Regions from separate parts of the Mus musculus genome. Here all the other regions are linked to region 1. Evidence: chromatin loops called from intact Hi-C (ENCODE). Cell type or tissue: left cerebral cortex. All regions are shown on one strand.

Evidence for each region. Hi-C counts contacts between places; a loop is a spot of excess contacts. Peaks named below come from ENCODE experiments on the same cell type or tissue, not always from the same donor. Only the 100,000 strongest peaks of a DNase experiment are listed, where the experiment ranks them.
Region 2: a loop joins it to region 1, with 5 times the contacts of the local background. A loop is called at or near these places in 11 of 42 quality-filtered maps.
Region 3: it touches region 1 in a loop (2.4-fold over the local background); 10 of 42 quality-filtered maps call a loop at or near these places.
Region 4: a loop joins it to region 1, with 2.1 times the contacts of the local background. A loop is called at or near these places in 13 of 42 quality-filtered maps.
Region 5: it touches region 1 in a loop (2.5-fold over the local background); 10 of 42 quality-filtered maps call a loop at or near these places.

Annotation. Positions count from the first base shown.
Region 1 is chr4:139,190,605-139,195,604 of GRCm38, forward strand. Capzb (capping protein (actin filament) muscle Z-line, beta) reads left to right here and starts at 2,295. Exons shown (of 9, transcript NM_009798.4): 1 at 2,295-2,424. The coding sequence starts at 2,422. In left cerebral cortex, no CTCF peak of the experiment used is centred here; a DNase peak (open chromatin) is centred at 2,162; H3K4me3 peaks cover 3,199 bases; H3K27ac peaks cover 2,181 bases.
Region 2 is chr4:139,128,167-139,133,166 of GRCm38, forward strand. Micos10 (mitochondrial contact site and cristae organizing system subunit 10) reads right to left here and starts at 2,947. Exons shown (of 4, transcript NM_001163006.2): 1 at 2,756-2,947. The coding sequence starts at 2,819. In left cerebral cortex, no CTCF peak of the experiment used is centred here; DNase peaks (open chromatin) are centred at 2,162, 2,378, 2,927, 3,547 and 1 more place; H3K4me3 peaks cover 2,234 bases; H3K27ac peaks cover 1,653 bases.
Region 3 is chr4:139,090,471-139,095,470 of GRCm38, forward strand. Nbl1 (NBL1, DAN family BMP antagonist) reads right to left here and starts at 2,500. Exons shown (of 4, transcript NM_008675.2): 1 at 2,357-2,500. In left cerebral cortex, a CTCF peak has its summit at 2,162; DNase peaks (open chromatin) are centred at 1,662, 1,855 and 2,598; H3K4me3 peaks cover 1,812 bases; H3K27ac peaks cover 1,676 bases.
Region 4 is chr4:139,240,933-139,245,932 of GRCm38, forward strand. All of the region lies in intron 2 of Capzb (capping protein (actin filament) muscle Z-line, beta), which reads left to right. Among named protein-coding and RNA genes, the nearest start is that of Capzb, 51 kb to the left of the region's middle. In left cerebral cortex, a CTCF peak has its summit at 2,131; DNase peaks (open chromatin) are centred at 1,355, 1,447, 1,483, 1,887 and 1 more place; H3K27ac peaks cover 2,857 bases.
Region 5 is chr4:139,084,281-139,089,280 of GRCm38, forward strand. It overlaps Nbl1 (NBL1, DAN family BMP antagonist), which reads right to left. Exons shown (of 4, transcript NM_008675.2): 2 at 1,174-1,368; 3 at 961-1,072. The coding sequence starts at 1,340. Among named protein-coding and RNA genes, the nearest start is that of Nbl1, 6.2 kb to the right of the region's middle. In left cerebral cortex, a CTCF peak has its summit at 1,957 (motif pointing right); DNase peaks (open chromatin) are centred at 1,165 and 1,964.

The sequences.
Region 1 (5,000 bases):
TATAATGTAGTTGTCTTCAGACACACCAGAAGAGGGCATCAGATCCCATTACAGATGGTTGAGAGCCACCATGTGGTTGCTGGGAATTGAACTCAGGACCCCTGGAAGAGCAGTCAGTCCTCTTACCCACTGAGCCAGCCCATCCACCCTGTTTTTTGACCCAGCGTCTCTCATAGAATTCGTCTTCTCTCTGTATAGTCCTGGCTGTCTTGGAGCTTGCTATGTAGAGTAGATTGGCCTTGAACTCCCAGAGATCCTCCTGCCTCTGCCTTCTGAGTGCTGGGATTATAGGTATATACCACCATAGGCCTTTCTAACTGAATTTGGAGTTTGCCATTTGGCTAGGCTGGCTAGTCACCAAGCCCCAGAGATCCTCCTGCCTTTCACACAGCATTGGGAATATCTCTCCAATACACAGCTAGCTGTACCTGGCTTTTACATGCTGTGGATCAGAGAGGTCCCTATGCTTGGACAGCAAGCACTTTACCCACAGTGCACTTCCCTAGGCCCAATATGTATGCTTTAAAAAATTCCCCGGTGTGTGTGTGTGTACATGTGTTTTATGTCTGTTCCCATGCAGGAAGGCATGTATGTGGGAAACTGAGGGTAACCTCAGGTATTGTTTCTCTGACATTAAAATAAAACTGTCTGGGACACACAAATAGCTTTCTGAGGCCCTCCCTAGTTACCCTGTAGTCCAGCACACAGTAGGCTCACTGCAGTTTGCTGCTCACACACAATTTAGGCTGGCCACAGTGGCCTCTGTGGATACCTAGGTGCTGACAATGGGCGCATGGTCTGCTCCATCCCCACCTTCAGCTATCTGGTCAAGCGTTAGTTTCTGAGTTAAAGCCCCCTTGGACCATCCTCCAAAATACCACCACAGGGCTCGTCTGTCTACCTGCTCTATCCACTGTTTTTCCACATCTCACCCCCAATACTTTATTAGATAGGGTACCTGGTCTCTGACCAGGTTTCAAGCTTGAAGGGGCCTTAACTCAGGACAGGGGTACTTACCCAGGCTGTAAGAGGCTCTATTCCTGGAGGTGAAATCTTACCCACAAGCCATATGCCATCATGGGCTATTTTGCTCAAAGCTGTAATTTCTCCAGCCTGCTTCCTACACAGTGCTTGGCCAATAGCTACATGATAAATACTTCCGGTGTAATGACCTTCTAAGTGCCACTCCCTTCTCTGAACTCCTGTAATATTGGTCTATGTCATTCTTGAGAGACTTACCTGGACGCTTTCTTTGCTGGTGGCTGTCCCTGCAAGCTTTCACTTGACTATAAGCTCAGAGGCCTAGGGCACAGTTTCCCCTCAGATGTTTTCTGATCTCTTCTCAGGACCTGATATGACTCTAAACGGAGGGTGAGCAAGCCGTGTAGGGGGTTGTTATAAACAAAACGTGCAATTCTAGGGCTCCTGAGTTCTAGATAACAAAACAAAATTCACTCTTTTGAACAGCAAATTTCTGGTTGGGGCTGCAGTTAAGTGGAAGAGCTTAGCCTAGCCTGCCTGAGGCTCTACGTTCAATCTTCAGACCTGAAAACAAAGAGGGATTTCTGAGTCACTATATGATTCGAGAGAGATACTCATTTAGGGAAACGGGCTGATTCTCTGTACATAATGTAAAAAAGTATATGAAACAGCATTTATTGAACCCAAATGTTCTAGTCTTCTTACCCGGGTCTTTCCCACAACTACTCTGGTAGCTATGAAGTGCAGGCAGGGATCCTTATGGCTTATTCACTTGTCATCTTTTGGTACCTAAAAGCTGCCCGCCTGGTCCTGATAGCAGGTGTTCAGCAACAGGGGCGGCAGAGCCGGCTTCCCCATGCAGGTTCCGCTCGCTCTGTAGGGGCCGGGCCTCGTCCGGCGCACCAGTTCCGGGTCCGGGTGGGTTGCGGAGGGCCGGTCCCCTCCTAGTTTCGGCGCCTTCCGCATCCTCCGCCCAGGGGAACCAGTGAACCGCTCCACCCTCAGCTAGCCCGCGTCCTGCAGCTGCGAGAAGCGAGGCTGACAGTCAGAGGAGGGACGCAAGTAGACCCAGTCCCTCCGGAACGCCACAGCCCTGGCCGCGCAGGAGCGTTGCGCCTGGCCCGCCCCTCCTGAGACAGGACACGCCCACTCGACCACAGGGCCTGCCCCCGTCCCCGCCCCCCGCGCGGCGCTCCATACTTGGCGATCGCTGCGGCCCCGCGCTCTCATTGGTCGGGAGCTGGCGGCTGGGGGGCGGGTCGGGCTGGCCGGGGCGGGGAAGGAAGGTGGTGGCTGCCCGGCGCGGGGGGGTGGGGGGGGGAGGGGGGCGCTGACCCGGATGTTCACTCTTGGGCACCCGGGGAAGTGGAAGCGCAGGGCCCTGCTGCGGGGGGGAGAGCCACAGACGCCGGGACAGGGACCGTCGCCGCCGCCGCCACCATGGTAAAGGGACCCCTTCACGGCTCCATCCCGGGACCCCTCTCACCGCCGGAGCTCGCGTCCACTCCTTCGCCGACCCGCCCGGCCCGGGAAGGGTGGGGATCCGGGGTGGGGGAGGGGCGGGGTCCCGGACCCTAGGCAGACGCCACTCTTCGGGTCCGGAGTGGGCGGCGGGAGGCCCTGATAGCCTATGACCCCGCCCTGGGCTCCATGTGGAGCCCAGTTCTTCTCCCTGCAAGTCCAGGCTAGTCTCGCCTATCCCAGGCTAGACCTTCCTTCCTTCAGGGGCCAGGCCGGGCACCCCTCTCGCAGGCCTTCATCCCATGGGCTGTACTTGGGCTCCTGCCTCGGCCCCAGGGCCCAGGCTAGGACCGTGGTTCTCGCTCCAGTGGTCCAGTCTAGGTCCCCTTCCCCCAAACTCTTCTCCTCTCCATGGCCCCAGTCTGCACCCCGATAAGCCCTTTCCAGTGAACTCTGCCTAGGTTTGTTTCCTTCACCGTCATGGAATCTTCTCTCTGCGGTCGGTCCTCAAGTGTGGCCTCTCTACTCCAGCTGTGTTCCCCCCCTCCCTGCACCTCCCTGTCCCCGGCCCTAGCCGTCCCCTTCCCCCGACTTCTCACGACTTAGCCTAGCCTGCGTCAGCCCTTCGCTGCTCTCACCCTCCCATCTAGACCCTGCTTGTTCCGTGTCCTGCTCCTGACCCAGGTGTCCCCTCTCCTGTTCCTAGGAGGCTCTTTCTGGGCAGCCTCTGGCGAGCGGGGGAGAGCCCCAGCCAGGGTGGGGGTGGTCTGGGTACTGAGCCTTTCCTAGGTTTGCCCCTTTCTGGGGAGGCCGCTTCGGTGTGAGTGAGCAGGCGAGCGAGGGAGAGAAGGGCGGCATCTGTATGCCCGGAAGGCAGAACAGGGCATTTCCCTTGGGAGGGCCTAGTGGTAGTGCGGCTAATAGAGCGCGTCTTGAGGGGTGCCCTGCCTGAGTGGGGAGCAGAGTGCTGACGGGTTGGTAAGCCAACTGGACAGGGGTGAACTCACAATTGCTCTTGTGAGGCCGCAGCCCTGGGGCTAGGGGGACACGGAGCTCAGCAGCCCAACCTACGGCCTGGACACGATGCATCCTAGCAGGCGCAGCCTTCCTTTCCCCCTGAACTGTCAGCTTGTTAGAGTTGGGACTGCTGATTATGGAGGTGCCTCGGAGCAGGTGAGCAGAAACTCACAGGCCGGAGAGCTCCCGGACTCCACTCATGGTGTTTGTTTTGGTAATGAAGACAGGCACACTATGCTAGCAACTTATTTGAGGAGCCTTAGATGTGTCACTTCCCTCCTCCCCCATACCCCTGCACCCCCTAATCTACCTGGATACCTGCAGAGCAGGCCCACCATCTTTGGTGGTGGAAGGGCCAGAGAACTACCTCACATGGTCAAGGAAGCCTTGTAAGGTAGGCTGAGAGGGAAGGCAACCCACCTGCTCCGTGTAGCCTTACAGGTGGCTCCCCTCCTGCCTGGTCGATATTTAGGAGGGGATTTTGGACCCTAGATGGTTTTGAGGTACCCTGTGCCTTGTTTTAGCAAGGGTGCAGCAACTGTATTGGGGATGACTAAGTCTGATTGGCTAGTAAACTTTCTATATATTGATTAAAAGCATAGGCAAGACAGGTTTTCATGTTATTGCTCTTGGCTGGAAACGGGCCTGGGGGTCTGAACCCCTGACCTTAGTCTGCAGGGGGAAAGGACTTGTCCAGGACAGTTTTGGGTGAGATTCTTCAAAGTAGACTGAAGTTTTCTGTGTGTACTCCCAGCACCAAAGCAGGAGAGGGTGGTGGAGTGGCCAGATGGGACTTAGTCTCCACAGAATCATCTAGGCTTTCGCTTTGTCCATCTGACAGGTGAAGAAAAGCTGGGGCATTCATTGTAACTCATTCAAAATGTTGTTGCATCTGTGTGGAGAGCACTCTTGGCCAGTGGGAGCCTGCCTAGCAGCCTCCAGACTGCGGTCTTCCTTGTCTGCTGTTGTGTGTCTGATATAATGACACTGTTGAAGAACCATAATGATGGGATGGATGCTCAGGCCCAGCCAGGGAGAGCAAGTGCTTACCTCTGCAGACTCTGGGTGGCTCTCCTGTTAGGAAATGGCCATTTTGAGACAGGAGCATAGCCTATGGGCCTGATCCCCGAGCTCTTAGGGGACAGAGATGTTGGTCTTGTGTTTTCTGCCCCTGTCTATCTGGTCCTAGAACAGTACCTAACTCTGAAAGATCTGTCGTGGAAGGCTGGGCGTGGTGCCACATACCTGCAGTCTCAGCTGTTTAAGGCATTCAAGGCCAGCTTGGGCAACAGTGAGGGTGAGACAGGAGATTGCTTAGTGTGATCTGGGATGGTCTGTGAGCGCAGCCACCCAGGTTTGACACTCGTTAACTTGTTCTTCATGTACCCCAACCTCCTAAATGTTTTCTGACTGCCTACTATGCTAGTATAATCTGATGCCCTAATGTGGGTAGTTTGGGCAAACCAGAAGTGGCAGAGTGGGGCTGCATCCTAGGTAATGAATGAAGAGGACCATAGCTCTGTTTTCAGTGGGTTGGCTGG
Region 2 (5,000 bases), 62 kb before region 1:
GAAAACTGGCTAGCTTAAGAAACATCTCATGTGTCTTAAAAACATCCGTTCATGTTTTACCAACATCCAGAGGCCAGGACAGCCAGGGCTATACAAAGAATCCCTGTCTCAAACAAACAAACAAAAATTAAAACATTACCAAACCCAAGCCATTGTAAAAGGTCTTTCACTGAAGGGCTCTGCACCCTCCAGTCAATTCCAAGGCTCTCTAGCAGCCACTCCCGGACTCGATGTCCTCTGACCCTGCTCTCACACCCAGTCTAGCCTCACTTCATCATCCTGATTGCGCCTGCCTCTGCCAACCTCACCAAAGAGGCTAATACTACCTGAGATGTCCACTGGTATCACCATTACATCCCACAGTCTCCTGGATATGTACTGGCAGTCACAGTGCTAGGATTTTACTTATCTTCCTACTTAAGTTTCTGTGGAAGCAGCTGTTTGGTTTTGAGACAGGGTCTATCTATCTACAGGGTCTATCTATGTAACCCAGACTGGCCTCCAACTGGAAGAGACCCACCTGCCTCAGCTCTTGTGCTGCATGCCTGGCTCCTCTACTTTTCTTATCTTTTTAGGTTAATCTCTATTTCAGGTTGAGGAGGAGACCATAATCAAAGCAGAAGAACTAGTGGGGGGTAGGGGGAAGCGGGGACTAAGTCACACCTCTGCAGACTCTGAAGAGCGCTCTGAACTCCACACTGTTTAGGGACTATGTTGGCATATAAATGTTAAATCCTTTTTCAAATTGCAAACCATTAAAAACAATTTGGACTAGGACTAGAGAGAGCTAAGTGCTTAAGGGCACTAGTTGCTCTTGCAGAGGACCCAGGTTCAAGTCCACAACTATCCTAAGTTCAGCTCTAGCCAATCCAACACCCTCTTCTGATCTCTTCCAGCAGCAGACATGTACATGATGTACAGACATACATGCAGCCAAGTCACCCATACACATTAAGTATAGCAATATCTTTGGCCACTTCCAGAACAATCCATTTCTAACAGCAAGCCAGCCTATTTAACCATCCGAACCACTCTAAGTTAACAATAGTTACTATTTAAACGGAGAAACACAGGCTCAGGGGTGTTAGCCAACTTGCCCCTCATGTTCTTGGCTGAATCTGGGAGTCAAAAGTAATGGATCAATTCATCATGTATGAATTCATCCTGAATGATGTCTACACTCAGTCTTCTGGGGCTTAGGAAACGGTGGGAAAAAACAAAAACAGAAAACATATCTACTTTCCATGAGCTCACGATTTCATTCTTTCCTGATAATATTCATCTAAGGATATAATCCTAAGTTCTCGTAAATAATTTCCATGCAAGAAGTATAAAATATGAACCTATGTGTGACAGCACACACCTTCACTCGCTTCACTTGTGAGGCCGAGGCTGGCAGATCTGTTGGTTCAAGACTATGCAGGAGTACCAGTTTCAAAAACGGGGGGGGGGCGGGGGGGAGAGAATGGGATCTAAGTTTCAACAATAAATGTTAGTATAGAAGAAAGAGTCGGAGGAATTGGAGAGACAGCTCAGTGGATAATAAAGCCCCTGGCATAAAAAAAAAAAAGACTTGAGCTCAAATCCTCAACACCCATGAAAAAATGCTGGGGAGGGGGAGAAGGCCGATCAAAACTCAATGGGCAGCCAGTTTAGGCAAACTGATGCGCTCCAGTTCCTGTGAGAGTCCTGTGTAGTGGTGCACACCTTTAAATCCAGCAGAGAGTGTCTGAGTTCAGGGCTAACTTGGCTGACATAGTTTTCCTGGCCAGCCAGGTCTCCATAGTGAGGCACTGTCTCAATAAATAGGGCAAAGAGCTACTGAGGGAGGGAAGCCACTCATCATCGATCTCTGGCCTACACACCAATAGCTGCAGACAATCAACAAGAGAAAGATGGAGTGGACGAGGATCAGCAGAGAGCCTGAGAACCCCAAGGAAGAAATCCTGGGGGGGGAGGGATTCTCAACTATGCCACATTATCAGCAACGCGATTTCAGGCAAGCTCCTTCACCGAGCTCCAACTCACGACGAGACAGGTCATTTCCGAGCTACCGTGGCGAGCAGCGCGCCTAACATCTGCATCACCATCACTATTATATGGGACACCCCCGCCCCCCGAGCCTCCTTCCCCGACCCCGTGACCTCACAAAGTGTGTCGTCACAGGACGCGTGTCCAAAGAGACAACCTGGACTACCGAGGGGGCCGGCGGTGGCCGCGATCTATCTGACTGCGGCCATTCTTCCGGAGAATAACCCCCGGCTCCAACTGCAGACCCGAGGCGGGTTCGGATCAATGAGGCCGGGCACGACCGCAATTGCCAGCGCGGCCCGACGGAGGCGGTTAAGCGCCTTCTTCTATGACCTTCTTCCGAAGGCCGCTTGCTCCCGGCTGGGGAGCCGTCTGCGCTCCGGCCGGCTGCTCGCCTAACCCGGGGGACATGGGGCATGGAGTGACAGAGTTTCCCGGCGCGTCCCGCACGCCTTCCCACTCCCGGAGCACCGCTGCTTCCCCGGGCCTGCACCTCCAGCCACCTCGGAAACTCCCGCGCCCTTCGGCCCGTTGTCCTCGCCGCCCTCGTCGCCCTCGTCGCCCTCGCCGCCCCGCTTGACAGTCGTCACCTGTCAGCGCCCCGCAGCTCAGCGCGCCCCGCCGTCCAGACAGCAGCAGGCCGCGGCTTGACCCCTGCGGCTTCCCGTCCGCGCGCGGGCCGCTCGGCTCCAGCCCAGGGCCTACCAGAGGCAGATGAGCTCACCTAGCTTCACGACCGTGTCGGCCATGCACCGGTCCCACTTTCTGCCCAGCTCGGACTCCGACATGTTCCTCACTGGCAACTCCAGCACTCTTCACGGCCGGCCCCCGCGCTCCTACTGATGGCAAGTCTCGCGAGAGCCGGCCGCCACCATAAGCTTCCGGCCGGAGCCGGCGCGCCAAATATCGCGGGATCACATACGTCGTCCCTGGCTTCCGGCTTTTCTTCGCTCGGTCGTCAAGGTGACAGGTTGCCTGGGAGCCGGAGGTGACCCTGACCTTGGAGATAGCGGAAGGGAAGCGAAGACTGACTACATCCAGAGTACAGAAGGCCTTGTCTTTCCTGGGTTTTTCATATTTGTACATAATTATTTTGGCCATTGCCCTCCTCCCGTTCTACTGTTGCCCTCTTTCATCCTCCATTTTATACCTACTGAACCCCATCTTCCTCATGTGTGTATGTGTATATATGTGTGTATGTATATGTATACATGTATATATATAAAATATACGTATATTATATATCTATATTATATATAATAAAACATATAACAAATAAAATAATGTGTGTGTGTGTGTGTGTGTATATATATATATATATATATGTTATATACTTTGTTTTTGTTTTTGTTTTTTTTTTTTTTTGAGGCAGGGTCTCTCTGTGTAGCCCTGGCTGTCCTGGAACTCACTCTGTAGACCAGACTGGCCTTGAACTCAGAAAACCCCTGCTTCTGCCTCCCAAGTGCTGGGATTAGAGGCATGTGCCACCACTGCCCGGCATGTTATATGAGGGTTTGGTTTTGTTTTCTGTTTCTCTGATTGTCTCTGTTTTGTTTTGTTTTGTTTTTCAGAGACAGGGATTCTCTGTGTAGCCCTGGCTGTCCTGGACCTGGCTCTGTAGAGCAGGCTGGCCTTGAATTAAGAGATCTACCTGTCTCTGCCTTGTAGGGCTGAGATCAAAGATGTGCACCACTCCATCCACAGTTTAATTAGGGTTGTCTGCATGGCCACAGTCGGGGAGTATTTATTTGAGCATGAACGACTTCCATTCAAATGGATTTAAAAACAACCCCCCACCCTGCTGCATTTTATACAGAGTGTGTGGGTGCCTGCGCATGCCCTATAATGGCACATGTGGGAGTCAGAGGACAGCTAGTGGGAGTGGGTGCCCCTCCACCCTGTGGGTGCCAGGGACTGAACGCAGATCACCAGACTTAGAGGCAGTGCTATTACTTGCCGAGTGACCTAAACAGCCCTAAAGCGCAACCAGTGTTACTTTATAGATACTTCTTTTCTTCCACCCACTCAACCCCCTAACACTAGATAGGCGATAAGAAAGGATAGGGCAACAGGTGACGTTATCATTAGACTGTTTCCTGCTGATGAGGGGCATTGAGTTCCTTGGAGCAAGCTTGATCTTCTCCAGCAGAATAGCTAGTTTCTTATTGTTTCTTCCCACTTTACTACTTAACCAGCAGCAACCCACCAACAACCTGCCCCTTGAGGCCCTAGCATTTATAGACCCTTTGGAAAGTCCCCAGGATCCAAACGTCACACAGTCGCAGAAACCATCTGCAGCTGGCAGAATCACACCCCTGGTAGAGCTCGAGGCCACGTCAGCGCTGTGGACAGTCTGAAGCAGCCCTACATCCCACACCTGGGATTAAGACAAAAGCCAAGTCTTATTTCTGTGTTTTTCAAAGAAACCAAACTTCTCACTACTCAAATACCTCTCTCTCTCTCTATCTCGTTTTAAACTGCATTTGTCCCTGCTTCCTGGACGTCTGTCTCTCTGGCTACTCATACCTGCAAGACACCACCCTCCCTGATTCTGATGGTTTCCTCCAGCCCTCACCTTTCCCTGCCTGTTTAGAATGCGGATTCTCACACCTCCATCTAACCTCTATTATGTATTGTTTCAGATGAAATGTCTATCCCACCCATACTAGTGTCTGAGAGGCATTAACTATTAGTCCTTCCTATCAAACAATGTAAAACTTATGTTTACAGGGAATTTAAAAAATATATTTATTTATTTATTATATGTAAGCACACTGTAGCTGTCTTCAGACACTCCAGAAGAGGGTGTCAGATCTCATTACAGATGGTTGTGAGCCACCATGTGGTTGCTGGGATTTGAACTCAGGACCTTTGGAAGCGCAGTCGGTGCTCTTAACCACTGAGCCATCTCACCAGCCCCACAGGGAATTTTTTCAATCTCTCCCGACTTTGAAAAGTTTTATGCCAAT
Region 3 (5,000 bases), 100 kb before region 1:
TGGTGTTTCTCAATCCGGGAAGCATCTGCCAAGTGATAGGGATTTAGTGGATACCTTGAGTTGGAACTTAAGCAAGCAGCAGGATGGCTGGGAACGGTTTCACAAGCTGCCAAGTGTCACCAACACACCTACTTGCCAGGGCAGGAGCTGAGGCAAGACCTCACCAAACTCTACCCCTGGAAGTACAGCCCCTCTAGATCTAGCTGCCGAGAAAACAGGCTATGCCTGGTGCCCACTGCGCATGCGGCTGGTGGAGAGGGTGTGGTGCTTGTGGCCGCTGCCCTGGGCTTGGGGATCAGCAGGGTGGGGCAACCCTCCAGGTCTTGGAATGGGTACAGGGACTTCCTTGAATGGATCAACTGAAAAACCGCTGCTGGGGAGTGGGCAAAGCAGTGTAAAGGCCCGAGGTCCAGCTCACACTGGTCGGGCTCGGCTCTGGATTCCTGGGTGCGGAGGGAGAGCGGTATCCTGGAATGAGTGTCGTAGGGGCAGGGCTGTTCATATCGACCGTGTCAGTGACCTGTACTTCACCTCTGTAAGCCTCACACTTACTTACCACCTGTGAAATAGACGTCGGCATAGCCTGGGAACATCTGGCTTAGTAGAGTCCCTTGGGGAGAGTCTGGCTCCAGTGTGCTGCTTGAGGCCACAAGGATTCCATGACCCCAGGAGCACCACAGGGTGGCTTTCCTTCCTTCAGCTCCAGGGCGACGCCTGAACAAACTGTGCGGTGGGTTGATAGCCAGGGTCTGTCTCATGCCATCCAGGCCTACCTCCTAGGGCCAGGCAGCTCCACCGCCCAGCTCTGGGTATCCCTATGCAAACAGTCAGGCCCCACAGACCCTTGATGCCCATAGACCAGAAAAAGTCTCCAAAACAAATGTATGCTAACTACCGGCTGCAGGGCAGAGCTACACATCTGCTCAACAGAAGTTCCCCTCAGACTTCACCAACAACCCTGCCCACCCCGCAGCCTCCGACCCCTGGGGTTGCCAGTAGGAGGAAGGAGCTGAAATTTCACTTTAAGGAGGCTGTACCTCTGGCTAAGATACAGCATCCACTCCCCTGTCTACCCCTCCAGCACACAGGCCCAGGAGAGAGGTCTGGCTTTTCAGGGAAGGGTGGAGAGGGGTGGGGGGTCACCAAGGAAACGCCCCGGCCTTGTCTCTTCTTTGGCTCTAAGTCAAGGCAAACCCGCCCAAATAGTTCCAGCATCCGTGGGAGTCTCAGGAGGCTGGCTGCTCAGTGACAAAGAGTGGGGGGCTGCCTGTTGACAACTTATTTCCCCACCCTCAGCCTGTGCCAATAGGCTGTTTTCCTGGGGTGTTCCGAGTTGCAGGCTGGTGGCTTCCAGCTGGGCAAGGCCTTGGAAAGCCTGGAAATGTGGCTTTCTCCCTTGATGCCTCCCAACTTCCCACCCCCACCCCCAGCCAGGCCAAGGCAAGCAGCTGCCCCCTTTAGTGACGCTTGTAAAAGATCATCGCCTGGCCCGGGAGCCAGAGCCGGCTGGAGGGCAGGTGGCCGGCAACAGAGCCCTGCGGTGAACACTGCCTCACTGGGGTGGAATGCTTACAAGGCTCTCCCCGCTGGAAACGCCAGCTAGCTCAGGCAGGCGGGCGCTCACGCTTGTTCTCTCTCCCTCTCTGCCCCTGCAAGTGGGGGTGGGTGACACCGGCCAGACTTTCGAGCAGGGAAGAAGAGGAATTGGGGTCTTTTGTAGTGCCAGAGGCACTCTCCACGAACCCAGCTGGGGGACCGCGCCTCAGAAGCTCCGGCAGGATGCTTTGATTTGGAGAGTGGAGGTCGGGAGGCTCTGCGCGACCGAGAGAAAACAGAGAGACAACACGAAAGTAGAGACACAAGCCCAGAGAAAGTGAAAATCGAGGCGAGAGGGACAGAATAAAAAAAGCACGGGGGAGAGGAAATGGAGCGATGGAGAGCCAGAAACCTGTGGATGGGAGACAGGGACCAAATGAGCAGCAGCTAAGAAGGGACCAGGATAGATCCAGAGGACGCGTGAGTCCAGTGTACCAGCGCTGCCCGGCGCCTGCCGGGCGACGCTCTCCCTCCTACTCTCAGTCCTGGCGGTGAAACTCCTACAAGAAACGGAGCCCCGGGGCGCGGCTGGCGACCGGCTCCGGACGCCGCCGGTGCCCCCTGGCCACCGGGGAGCCGCGCCCACGTCCCCAGCGCGGGCGATCGGAGGCGCCTGGCTGGCCGCCGGGCTGCGTAACACGAGGGTCGCGAGCTGGAGGGGAGCGGAGAGGGACTGCCGGACTCGGGGGACACTGCGGGTCGCCGGAGCAAAGGGGCTCCGGTTGCCCCGCTCCGGCATGCGGGCCCGGGCGAGACTTACCGCGCGCGGCGGCCGCGGGGAGCGCGGCGCGTCCTCCTGGGGGTCCTAGAAAGTGGGGTGCGAGCCGCGGGGGTCGCAGGCCCGGGGTCCTCGGGCTGGGGCGGCCCCGCGAGGCTCGGCTGGGCTGCGCTGCTGGCCGTCTGCGGCCCCGGGCGGGCGCGAGGCGCGGGGGAGCGGCGGGCCGAGCGCCTCCGACGTCAGGGTGTCTCAGCTCCAAATAGGGAGTGAGGGCGGGGGCAGCGGCGACGAGGGGAGGGACGCGCGGGCAGGGCGGGCGAGCGAGCGAGCGAGGGCCGCTCCCTCCACTCGTGAGCAGGGGCGCCCGAGCCATGGGCCCCGCTCCCCGACGGCCGGGACAGGGATGAAAGGGCACGAGCCAAGCGTCCGGCCGCTTCCCAGGCTTCGATTCCCCTCCGCCTGGCTTTTCTAGGCAGTCAGATCTTGCCAGGCCTTGGAGTGACAATAGTGGGTCTTTGGAACTCTTGGAGTGGGAGCCTGGCTTTGGACACGAGCTGAGTGTGGCGCTCCAACCTATTGGGGGTTCCAACACCCGGGATCCATCCTACGCTGTGCCTGTTCTTCCCTCGGGAGGTTGAGTTCTGATCTCCGCTGTGTCCTTGCCCCTTGACCTTCAGTTGCCTCCAAACAACTTAGCCGGAGCATCCAGAGAAAGGGCTGAGAGGCCAAAACACAGACTCACTAGGGCTCCTTGAAAAGAGGACAGCACGGTTCCCCTCAGGGAGAGGCTAGCTCTCTAAATCCAATAAGGTGGATTGCACTGGTGTAGCCTGGTCTATTGGTGTAAGAAGAGTGCTCTGGATTGGAGCTGTAGCTTAGTATAGCAGTGCTTTCCTAGCATGCAGGAAACCCCGACCTCCATCCCTAGCATCCTCTATACTGGGTCTAGTGGTGCCCACGCAAGGCCCACAGTCAACTAAAATAGCAAGTTCCAGGCCACCGTACAAAGAAGAGAAAGACGGTATTGGGGCGCCTTTGTTCCTTGAAGGTGATAGCCCACTGCACCATCAAACAAAATGTCCAGACTTAGAGACCTATCCGTATCAGTTACACACGCCTGAATGCACTCAGCCCTGCTCATCTGATGTCTCCAAGGTGCCAAGCATGGAGAGTGGGGAGTGGCAAGAAAGCCTCCTAGTGACTTAGTGGCCACACCATGGCTGCCCCAGGCGATCTGCTCTTCAATCCTAGCTGCTGTGCTGTTCTTCAGCCTAGAGTTTTCTGCCGCCCTTCGTCTCCCTTTCAATGCATCCTTCATCTACCAGGTGGAAAACTTTCCCAAGCTGCTCAGGTGACGTACACTTCCTCCTCCTCCAGGAGTGATCTTGCAGCCTGGGATACATATCTGCTCGTGCTAATCTCTCTTTATGATCTTCTCCATCGGCTCCCTGAGGGCAGAGCCCTTCATTTTGTTTCCGTGTTATCTCCCATTTAATAAATGCAGAGGGCCCAGAGACAACTTGAGTAGTTCATCAAAAAGTTATAAAGTGCAGAAGCTAAGGTTTGGCAGAACCCAGCCTTGCTACATTGTGGCATGTGTAGGCCATTTTACAGCCAAAGGTTGCCAGCCATCTCACTTCAGACCTTGGACAGGATAAGAGTGGATGTCTACATTCTGTAGATTCTGTAAGAGCCCAACCCATTCCCAGCAGACATGTAATCCCTACATTTGAAAGGTAGAGACTAAAGGGCCAGGAGTTCAAGACCAGCTTCTACTAGTTACATGCTGACCTGAGCAATGTGAGACCCTGACTCAAACAAAACAGGAGCTGATAAGATGGCTAAGTGAGTAAGGTCACTGACAACTGAGCCTAACAACGTGAGTCCAATCCCCAAGACCCATAAGATCGGAGAGAACTGACACCTGCAAGCTGACCTTTGACCCCCCCCCACATGTGTGCTATGGCACAAGTGTGAGCACAAACACACTCACACTAACTAACTACATAACTAACTAACTAACTAAATATATAAATAAATGTAATTTTGAAGCCAAGCAAATAGGAAAGGACTTACTCCCACCCTGTAGGAAGCTCTGTGGAGTAATATGCTTGTCAAATCACACATACAACCATTGGAGAAGGCTGGAATCCCAGCCAACACCCTTGGCAGGACAGTTCAGCACCCTCTCAAACACAGGAAGGTACCAGAGCAAATTAGACACCTAATCGAGGACATAGGATCTGAAGCTGAGTTATATCCCATAGTAGTGATGACAGGAAGCTTCAGTGTGGACAGAGGACCTGCCTAGGAAAGAACTCAGTATCTTTTAGCAGCTACTGTTTTATACCCAGCTAAGCAGTCTGTTGTATCTCATCTACTCTTTCCCATAATCCCCTTGCTCCCATTGTACTAGTGAGAACAGAAGTATCATTAGCCACCACCCCCACACAAGATTACATTAATAGTGGCTGACAAAGGCTAGATTTGATTGCACAGCCCATGGTGCTCACCACACACTCTTGGCTGCCTCAGAGCCCCTCCTGTTGAGATGATGCACCCCTGGGATCCAGGATAATGGGGCCCCAGCAGGAAAGGCAGAACCTGTCAAGTCAGAGTCTCCAAGCTCCAGGAGATACACCTGGTTGGCAGCACAGCTCCAGCTGCCCAGGCAGGCCTGGCTGGC
Region 4 (5,000 bases), 50 kb after region 1:
AAGGAGGTGCAGGGACCCTGGGCCCTTTTCCTTTGGTCATGTTTGCATGAGGAAAGCAGCTTCACCCCACACTACGACGTTTGGCCTAACCACAGACCCAAGTCTCCCAGAGCCAACCGACCATGGCCACAGAGAGAGCTCTAAACCATGGGCCAGAAGAAACATGTCCTAACTCTAAGTTGTGGCAGGAATTTGGTCACAGTAATGGAAACCTTGCATACTTCTGTGTGCCTACATCTGAGCGCAGAATTTCAGTCTGATTTTTTATAATAACCTTTTGAGGGTCCACATGCCCAACCCACCATTTTGAGAAACTAAGGCTGTAGGGGAGTGGTGTGACCAGATGGCATCAGGAATGTGGGTCTCTCTTATTCTATACTTGGCTCCTGGGTCACCTTGGAGTAGAGACACCCAGCAAGAGACAGCATGGCATGTCTTCAGGGTGTGCCAGGTTTTCCTGTGTGTAGAATGCATGGTGAATAACTTGATTCCCTTGTAATGTGAGATGTTAGGACACAGGAATGTTCTAGAAAAGTTTTCTTTTTATTGCTTGGGTTTTTTTGAGACAAAGTCTGGCTATATATCCTATTGTTGGCTTTGGATTTGACATCTTCCCTCAGCTCTCCTAGTACTGGGATCAGAGGCATAAGCTACCATGCCTAGGTATAGTTTTAACTTGTTGCACTTTAAAGATATTCTATGGGACATAAAGGACTTCTCTTCTTAAAGCCAGACCTTTCAGGGTTAACTTCGTTAGCTTCATGGTGTGGCTTGGAAGGTGCAGCCTCATGTGGAGCCAGCAGCCTTGGCATCTCCTGGACCACAGACCCCTCTCAGAGAGTGGGTTTGGGATTTGGGGTGCTTACTAAATTTTAATTGAAGCATGATAGATGTCAGGGTGGAAATGGGGCGTGACGTCTCAACAGATTAGGGTCCAGTGAAGCGTGGCTCGTTAAAAGCATACCAACATGCTGCAGAGGCCGTGCGGGAGTGATGGCCTGGGTCAGAGTCCCCCGTGGGTGCAGTCCACATGTGTGGAGCACTTGAACTGCCTTTTCTGCTGGATCCACGAGTGACCGTGAGAATCACTTCAAACGTGTGTGTTCTCTCATTGAGTTTTTCTCTGTCGTGCTTAGACATGACAGCTTTTTCTTTTTAATCTAAATTTGCAGAGCTCTCTCATTCTGTACATGTTGTTCTGTGTCCTGTTGTGGTTTTGCATCACGTGTGGTTTTGGTTTCTTCCCAAAGCTGTAATTTCAGAAAACTTGCACTACCTACGGCCATGTTTCCGTTGTCTGGAGTCAGGGTGTCTTTAGCGGGGCTCACACGGAGATCACAGCTTTCCTGTGTGCTCACTGCTCAAGCCAACGAGGAAAAGATCTGCTCTTGGAGATGTTGGAGTTTGCCTGCACTCCCCCTCATTTACATATAAGAGCCAGGCTGCCGCAGAGGGGTTTGTCTAGTCCATGCAAGGTCTGGTTACAGAGTCTCATCAAAATGTGCCCTGTGCTTGGCAGCCAGGCCCGAGGCCCAATTTGCCCTCCCAGGTCAGCACTTGGTCCTCTCCCCAGTGTCGCAGTCTTTGCTGCCTTGGGATTCCAGTGCATGCTGATTGGTAGGAAGTGACTATCCTTTGCGGATGGCCAAAACATCATTTTATTACATACTAATTCCATTGTGCTAGAGGGAAACTGGCTGAAATTGGTTGCTAAGCTGTTTCAAAAATACCACACACCCGTGTGGACCAGGGATCATGTGACGGAAGGCGCTCCTTTGACCTTCTGTGGCCTCTCTGCACACTGGCAGCTAGAGTCGGAACCTCTCTGCTGGGGTATATTTTGAGCCCTGAGCTGAGGAAGGAGTTTGTTTCTGCAGATTGGCACCCACCAGGCCATCCATCCATTGCCTTTTTAAGACTACGCCAAAAATAGCCGTGGATCTGTTTTACCAGGACGAGGAGGGCTCAGCTTGCAAACATCAATCACTGGGGAGGTTTTTTGTTGTTTTTTTTCTTTTGTAGTTCCTACCTCTTTTCCTTCTTGTAACAGTTTGTTCTTAGGTGTGCCCAGACTTACCCTCGCCTGTAACTCCAGTGTTTTAAGTTAAGCTCAATTCTGCCCACTGGTGACAGAGGAGAGCTGGCAACACAGGGTACTTGCCAGGGGAAGATGCTTGGCTCCATCACTATGGCCTCCCAACACATAGACACTCATTTTCCATGGCCCAAAGCTGTAATCATACCTGGCTATTTTGTCCTTCTGACCTGTCCCATCATGCCCCTGCAAACCCCATGCCACTCGGACAATTTGTGAGGCTGTCCCAAGTGCTGTCACTGATGAGTATGGAGTGCAAAAGCTGCGCACCCCCCCACCCCCACCCCATACCCCACCTCCACCCTTTCTAGTTCTGGAGGGCGGCATTCTGGCTGCTGTAAGGAGGGATATTCTGGAACAAACTTGGCTAGGTAATGAGCAGGCTGGCAAGGCATCTGAACGCCTCCTCCCCCACTTCCCAGGTGGCTGCACACCTAGAAAAGCAAGGCAGGGTGGCATTGTGGCCTGGCCTCAGGTGCCAGGGGACAGTAACAGAAAGATCCCTGAACTCTTGGGCCAGATGGTTTAGGAAAGTCAGTGATCCCCAGGGCCATGAGAGGTCTGCCTGCATGAAAACAAGGTGGCCCAAGCCTTGTGAGACACAGGTAGGAGGTCTCTGTGAGTTTGAGGCCTGTCTGGTCTATGAGGCTAGAGAGACATTGTCTCAAAACAAAACAAAACAAAACCCACCAAAAAGATAAAAAGAAAAAGATGGCTAGCAGGTGAGGAAGACTTTGCACATGTCTGTGTGTGCTTCACCCCCCTCCACACACACACACACAAGAACTTAATTTTACTTCTTGTGAATTCAGCCCAGACAGCGAGAGCCTAGAGCCCACGGTGGTACATCTTCAGTCCTAAACAGCTCTAGAACAGGAACAATAGACTTCAGTGTGGCTGGTGGTCCAGAGCGCTCCCCAGCCAGGTATTTTGTTGCCTATCACTTGAAGTCAGCTCCCTAGTACACAGTTGTGACTCTTGAGAGGGTCCAGGATTCAGATGGGAATTGGTCCTTATTGCTCTCACATTTAAAATTTGACTCTGTTCTTGGGGAAACAGAAGTGATGTTAGTAGGAGCTATGAGATGGTAAATTCTTTTTATGGGCCTTGTCACGGATAATCTTCACCGTGACCGTGCCTCATCTGAAGTGACTTTGTGAGGTATAAGTGAGAAACTGAAGCATGGGACGGTGAGGGCCTGCCTCATGGAGTCCAGTCTTGTCATGCAGTGGGCACAGTCTGTCACAGCTCTGGTGACTCCCACTCTCCCCTTCCTTAAAACAACCAACCACACAGTAGACCATTTCTGACAGCTAGCAGGCCTGTGAACAGAAAATCGATGAATGGGGGATGGTGAATGGAAAGCTGCCTTGTTAGAAGTCATGAGGCTTGGCTGGCAGGCTTTGGGCAGCTGCTCTTGCTTTAGGCCAGTGGGTCTCTGGGTAGCAATCTCTGCCAGATTAGGGCCTGATGGTCTCATTCTCTCAGACTCAGTTCTGAGGTCCAGAAGCAGAGGAACCTCGCTGTGGGTACCCTCCTGTTGAGGGTCTCTCTTAGCAGTCCTTTCTTAGCAGAAGAGACACTGATGTCTCTCAGGTCTGCATCACACTGCCTCCCATTGTGGTAAATACACATAGAAAAGGCGCAGCCTCCAGCATTGCATCCCCAGGGCTACTGTAGCAGGGTGGCTGCCTAGGACTGGGTATGGGGTACCTCTAGCTTTGAGGTCTTGGACACACATACTTTGCCCCTCTGAGTTTCCTCCATTATAAGATGGGGCCAGTAAAAGCTATCTTATGGGGTAAGTGGAAGAGTCAGGAATACACTTCCAGAGAGCCAACAGGGGAGGCAGGGAGGTGCTTAATACATGGGAGTTGATGCTGTGTTGGCTTCACTGACCCAGAGCCTCGGTTCTGCCCACCCAGAGGTTGTGCTCACGCCCGGAGCCACCCTCTGGGCTGTGTTTTCACAGGTGCGCCCAGCCCCTGCCTCGGCTTCCACAGCAGGGCAGCTCTTGATGACAGGGATTCAGCTTATTTAAGCTGGGGCGGGGGGGTGGGGGGGTGGAGGTGGGGGTGGGGTGTGGGGGGGAAGGTTAGGCCTCCACTGAGGCCCTTGGGTGGTCATGGGAACAGTCTACCCTCACTTGCCCTGACCTGAAAAGCCAAAGCTTTCAAGTGGGAAGGAGCCCTCCAGTCCAAGTCGAGTTGAGGTTCTGAGGGGCCAACCTGAAATCTGTGTCCACTGGCTTCTCCAAAATTCAGACATCTCCACTTTCTTAGCCTGTCATTGCTCTTCATGGCTGCAGAGCGAACACCTTTGTCCCTGAGTGCCCTGAATCTAGAAACTGTCCAAGGCGGGGCAGGAGATGGGTGGGGTAGGCTGCACAGATTAAATGGTTATTGCAAAGAGTCAGGGTGAACTAGGACACACCAAGCCGTCCCCGGCCACTACCTGCAGGAGCCAGATCTTCCAGACCCATTCCCACGTTAGGATTTTCTCCTTCCAGATTGTTGGAATCCAGACACCCAAGGCCACCTCTGAGGGTTTTTCCCAGTCACAAAGTGGCCCAGTTTCTAGCTTTCTCCCCTCTTGTCGAAGTCTTCTTTTCTTTGAGGCTATTGGAGCACCTCATCTGCTAACCCCTCCTCAGGTTGCTGCTGACTCCGTGGTGCCAGCAGCCAGGCATGGCACTAAAGCTCTGGCAACCAGAGAACTGGTTGGTTTTGCACTTCTTGAAAACAAACATGTCCAGTTGGTGCCCCTTCCTTGCCAGGCCACCTGGTTACCACACTTGCAGCTCAGGCTCCTGCAGAATTCTTAGCCATGTGTTTCTAGGGTGCTGATCTGTTTCAGTATCTAAAATATGAAGTGGGGGTCTTTGGGCACCTTAAAAGTGGAAGCT
Region 5 (5,000 bases), 110 kb before region 1:
CATGCCAGACCCTGGTGCACCAACAGTAACTCTAACTGCCTGATCTGCCCCCAGAGACTTGGCTGATGTCCTTCCTTCTTCATAGAAAGTTCTGGCTCAACCCATCCTCCCACTGATTCCAAACTCTGCACAATTAACTTCTGGGCAACTTTTGGGTCTGAGCTCCATCCCAAGCTCCCGACACAGTGAGGCTTACTTTATAGCAACCCCCTTAGCACCCCAACTCTTGCCTTGTAGAGTTGTTTCCAACTGTCTTCCTCCCTCCCCCTCCTTTCTTCTACAGAGCATCTACTCCATGACCGCGGGCACAGGTGCAGGTGGGGCACAGGTGCAGGTGGGGCACAGGTGTAGGTGGAGCTCAGGTGTCTGATATGTTGGGAAAACTGTTCATGTGACAACTGCCCAAAGCAAAGGCACACAGGGCTTGAGAGCCTATGGCACAACTTGACTGGGTCAGAGGGTTTGAAAGAGTGCCCTGAGGAAATAATACTTGAGCCAAGAGCCACGAACCAGTAGAAGTTAACTAGCTGAAGAAAGGGGGAAGGTGGAGGGGTGGCAGTTCAGAGCAAAGCAAAGATCATATGCAAAGATCCTGGGGTGGAAAGAACAGAGCAGGTAAAAGGGCTAATGTGAGGTGAGTTTGGTACGTGTTAAGCTGTTGAAGAGGTGGCAGGTTCTAAGATAATGCCAGGAAACTGGTGAGCCCAACCAATAGGGCTGAGTGGGGCAGAGAAAGGCATAGATTCTGGTAACAGTGTGTGGAGACTGAAGAACTGTGATGTCTGTGACATGGGTGGAGCCTCAGACGTATCTAGAATCTTCTACAGGTTGGTGTCAGACTGAAAAGCCCTGGAGCAAGGACCCCATGCGTATCCCCAGCAGTAGAACTCTGCAGCCTGCACGCACGGTAAGTATCCAAGTCCTGCTGCTACAGTTCGGGGATTGGGCAGCTGTACTCACAATCTCCCACATGGACTGGGCCGGCATGCAGGAGTCACAGTGCACCAGGGACTCTGTGGACTGCGGGAAGGTGTTGGGGACGCTGTAACTGAAGCATTGTCCTAGGCACGCCCTGTGGGAGGAGATGTCACTGAGCCCCGATCTCCAGGGATGGGAAGTCTTCAAGGCTCCCTCGGTCCCTGTCCTCACCCTCCTCCTCCCTGCAGAGCCCACCTGTTCTGGATAGACTTGGCCTCACAGCCGCTGTGGCCCACAATCTGCGTGATGTTCTTGGCTTCACACCAGGCACTCTTGTCCGGAAACAGGGCCAGCTTGTTGATAGGTGGCGGGGCAGCCAGCAACATGACAGGGAGGACGGCCCCCACCAGGACCCAAAGCATTGTGCCCGTCACCTCCGGAGCCCTGGAACTAAACACAGGTGGCAGGTGAGGTGCAGTATAGCCTCGGAGGTTAGGTGCTCAGGAGCAGAGGTGCCTTCCAAACATGGACTCTGATCCCAAGAGTCAAAGTCAGATCTGCACATGTAGCCCAGGCTGACCTTCAATTAAGTCTGTACCCAAGGATGATTTTGCACTCCTAATTCTCCTGATCCCACCTACCCTATGGCCAGCTCCAAATACACCTCAGACCTCTCTAAACGTCAGAAGCAGCTATATGTAGCATCGCACCTGCCAGCGCTGGGGAGACTGAACGGTCCTCAGTAGGATAGTTACTAATGTCAGACTGGGAATGCCCCTCAGTGGTACAGTGTCTGCCTAGCTTGCACGACGGCTCTGGATCGAATCCCTCAAATTATAAACCCGAAGTAATCCTTTGATTACAGCCTTAGAGACGGCTGGCTATTGTCCATGCCTCCTAAAAAGACATCGATACTCAACTCTATACCACTCAGATATGTTTCTTCTTATGATTCTCCACCAGGGTGTAGCACACATCATTATCCCCAGACTATTTACAGAGTTCTCTGCTTCAGGAGTAAAACACTAAATTTCCCAGTCAGCCACTAGATGGCGCTGCAGGACAGAAGTCTGTGTTTAAAGGAAACACTCAGAGGGGGACTTCTGCCACCTTCCCCAACTTTATCTTCTGTAGGCTTCACCCAATCCCCTACCCCACCCCACACACACCTCAGAAATAGTGGACGGGGGAGTTCAGAGAGACCTATACCAAGGAAAGTGCTTCCAAAGGCTCCATCCCCCTGACCCCTCTGAGACAGGACACTGAAGAAAGGGATGGATCTGTCTGTCTAGTGCTTTGTGACCCTCCATCTTCAAGTCTCAGTTCCTCTCTACCTGTCCTCCACCTGTAAAATAAATGGCACTTTCACACCTGATAGTGTCTCAGAATTCCCTGGGGACTTACAGTGTGAAAGCTGCCAGCTGCGATAAGATTCACGCTTTCCCAGGGTGGTTCGGATAGACTCAGCCAGGGACTATACCCAGCTCAGTTGGGAACTGTGTCTTAGTTCAGTCCCCAGAGGGGCCTGGATGCGCTTGCCTGTGGGGCAGAGGAGCAGGGATGTATTCCTCTAGTCCTCTGTAAGCCAGGTACCAGGAGTGGGGAAGCAGGTATTTTGAAAAGTATCTATGGAGGGGACAGTGAGAATCCAGGGGCACTGAGGGAGTGGAACCCCAATAAGTTTCTGCTGTGATCTGCACAATCCAAACTCACCAACAAGATCTACAGCAAACCTATATTCTTAGAGCAAGCACACCCTAAAGGAACTGACTGGACTCCTTAACTGCAACTCAACAGCATCAGCCTCCTGCTCCCGATAGAGCCCCTGCATCCCCCTCCTCCCACTCCCAGGAACTAACCTGAGCCAATGTATGACCTTGGCCTTCTAAAGCGGTCCAGAACCCATAGAAAAAGACCAGAACTCCAGGGCCCTCCCTGTGCGGGGCTAGCCTCTCTAGGCATCAGAAAGTCCCTGCTGTGTCACCTGACTCTGTGACACTTTCTTGCTCATGACAGGCAGGAAGTGAGTAAGACCCAGGTAGGAAGGGAAGCAAAAGTCTCAGTAGGAGTTAGGTTTGAGGTTTGAGCTGAGTCTCAACAGCAGTCAAGATGGATTTGGGAGTCTGACTTGGACCCAGAACTCGGAGAGGGTGAGGCTTAAGGCTGCCACAACATGGGGACTGGCTAAAGTGAAGATCAGCCTGGAGGTTGACCACAAAGCTACCTGGAGACAGGATAAGGGGACATTTGCAGTGTCCCTGGCCCAGAGAGCAGTCTCTGTTGTTAGAGCTGGCAGAAGTTAAGGAGAAACGAGTCTTCCTTTTCAGATGGCCCATGGGGAACTAGGATTAGCCATACCCTTCAGAAGAGTGGTATGCCCCAACCCACCACACCCTGACCAGGGCCTGGCAGCAGAACACTGGGATCACCCTTGACCTCCCCAGGACAGCAGCCAGAACACCAGTAGACCAGCCCGCTGTCCCTGGAGTTCTCAGTGTTCAGATTCTGCAGCCTAAGAGCTGTGTGGCTGTAAGAAAGACTTCATCTCTCACAGCCTACTTCCCTGTGTAAAGGAGAAACACTGCTCCTTCCCAGAGCTGGCATGTTCCTAGGACAGTACCCAGCATCCAGCACCCATTATACAATACCCAACATTCAACACCCAGCAGCCAGCATCTAACACCCAGCACCCAGCATTCAACATCCAATACCCAGGACCCAGCATCTAGCACCCAGTATCCAATACCCAACATCCAACTCCCAGCATTCAGCACCTAGTATCCAACACTCAGCATCCAGCACCCAGTATCCAACACTCAGCATCCAGCACCCAGTATCCAACATCCAGCACTCAGCACCCAGCACCCATTCAGTAACCAGCATCCAGCACCCACCACCACCCTCACTTTCCAGGACCATGAGTAAAGCTGGGCAATGTGGGAAGGAAGGCAAAATTTGCCATTAGGAAAGCCCCTCCTCTACCGCTCACACCCTACCCAGAGACCATGGTGCCCTCCACCTGCCTACCACCGCATCTTCTGTTCATTTCACTTGTTTATGTTCTCAACCAGCAACTCAGTGGCTCGTGTCTGTCTACACAGTGGTTAGACTCTCCCTTCCTGGGCCCTCAGAGCCTCACCCAGCTTCTCATAGCTTCCACCCTGAAGGTCACACAGAGTGCCAGAGAGCCAGGGCAGGACCGGAGTCAGTCAGTCATCTGTCCAATCAACACCCAGGCTCTGCAGAGCTTGTCCCAAGACACTTCCAGCACCAGAGAAGAGCCATGTCCTCTTGTGGGCCGTTTCATTCCCTGTAGCTGACACTCCCTTTCTGGGTACCTTCGAGGAAGGTGAGAGAGAATCTCAAGGGTAGAGCCCGAGGGCCCTACATTTACCCACAGGGGAAATGCAGACATGTGGCTGAGTGAGGGGGGTGGAAGGCCATAATTCTGGGCTGAACAGAGGGTTACAGATGGGTACTGGTGGAGGTTGAGGGAGGAATCTCCTGATTGCTAAAACAAAGACCAGAAGAGGGGATAACATGCGGGTCTAATGCAGCCGCTGTTTCTACATGAAGAACAGGAATACATGGGGTGTAGGGAGCAGGGCAGCTGGAATTTGTGTGAGCTTTTATGTCCTGACAGTAGGAAAAGCCAAGGCTTGATCCTGAGCAAATCAGGTGGGCTGGCAGTTACCGGGCAGGTGGGTGCGGGTAGAAGGCTCACGGAAATGAGAGAAGGGGAAATGGGGAGAGAGGTGTCCAGGGAGCGGGGAGCTGGGATAGAACCCTCCTCTCCCTGTCAGAACTCTGGTGCTCGGCCACTGCTTCATCTGAAACCTGGCTCCATAGACAAGAGTGAGAGCCCCAAAGATGAGCATATGGTCACAGCGAACCTGGTTCCTGGGATCTGGGTGTGGGAGGGGAGTGTCCCGCCTGTAGTTCAGTGCCATCTTTAGCGCAGGTGGACTTTACACAGGTGCCACACCTCAGACCCAGGGATGGGGCGGATATTTCTAGTGACTCTCCCAGGGTTCTAGATTCTGACAGGGGTAGGCTTTCTTTCTAGCTCCCCACAGGGAGCA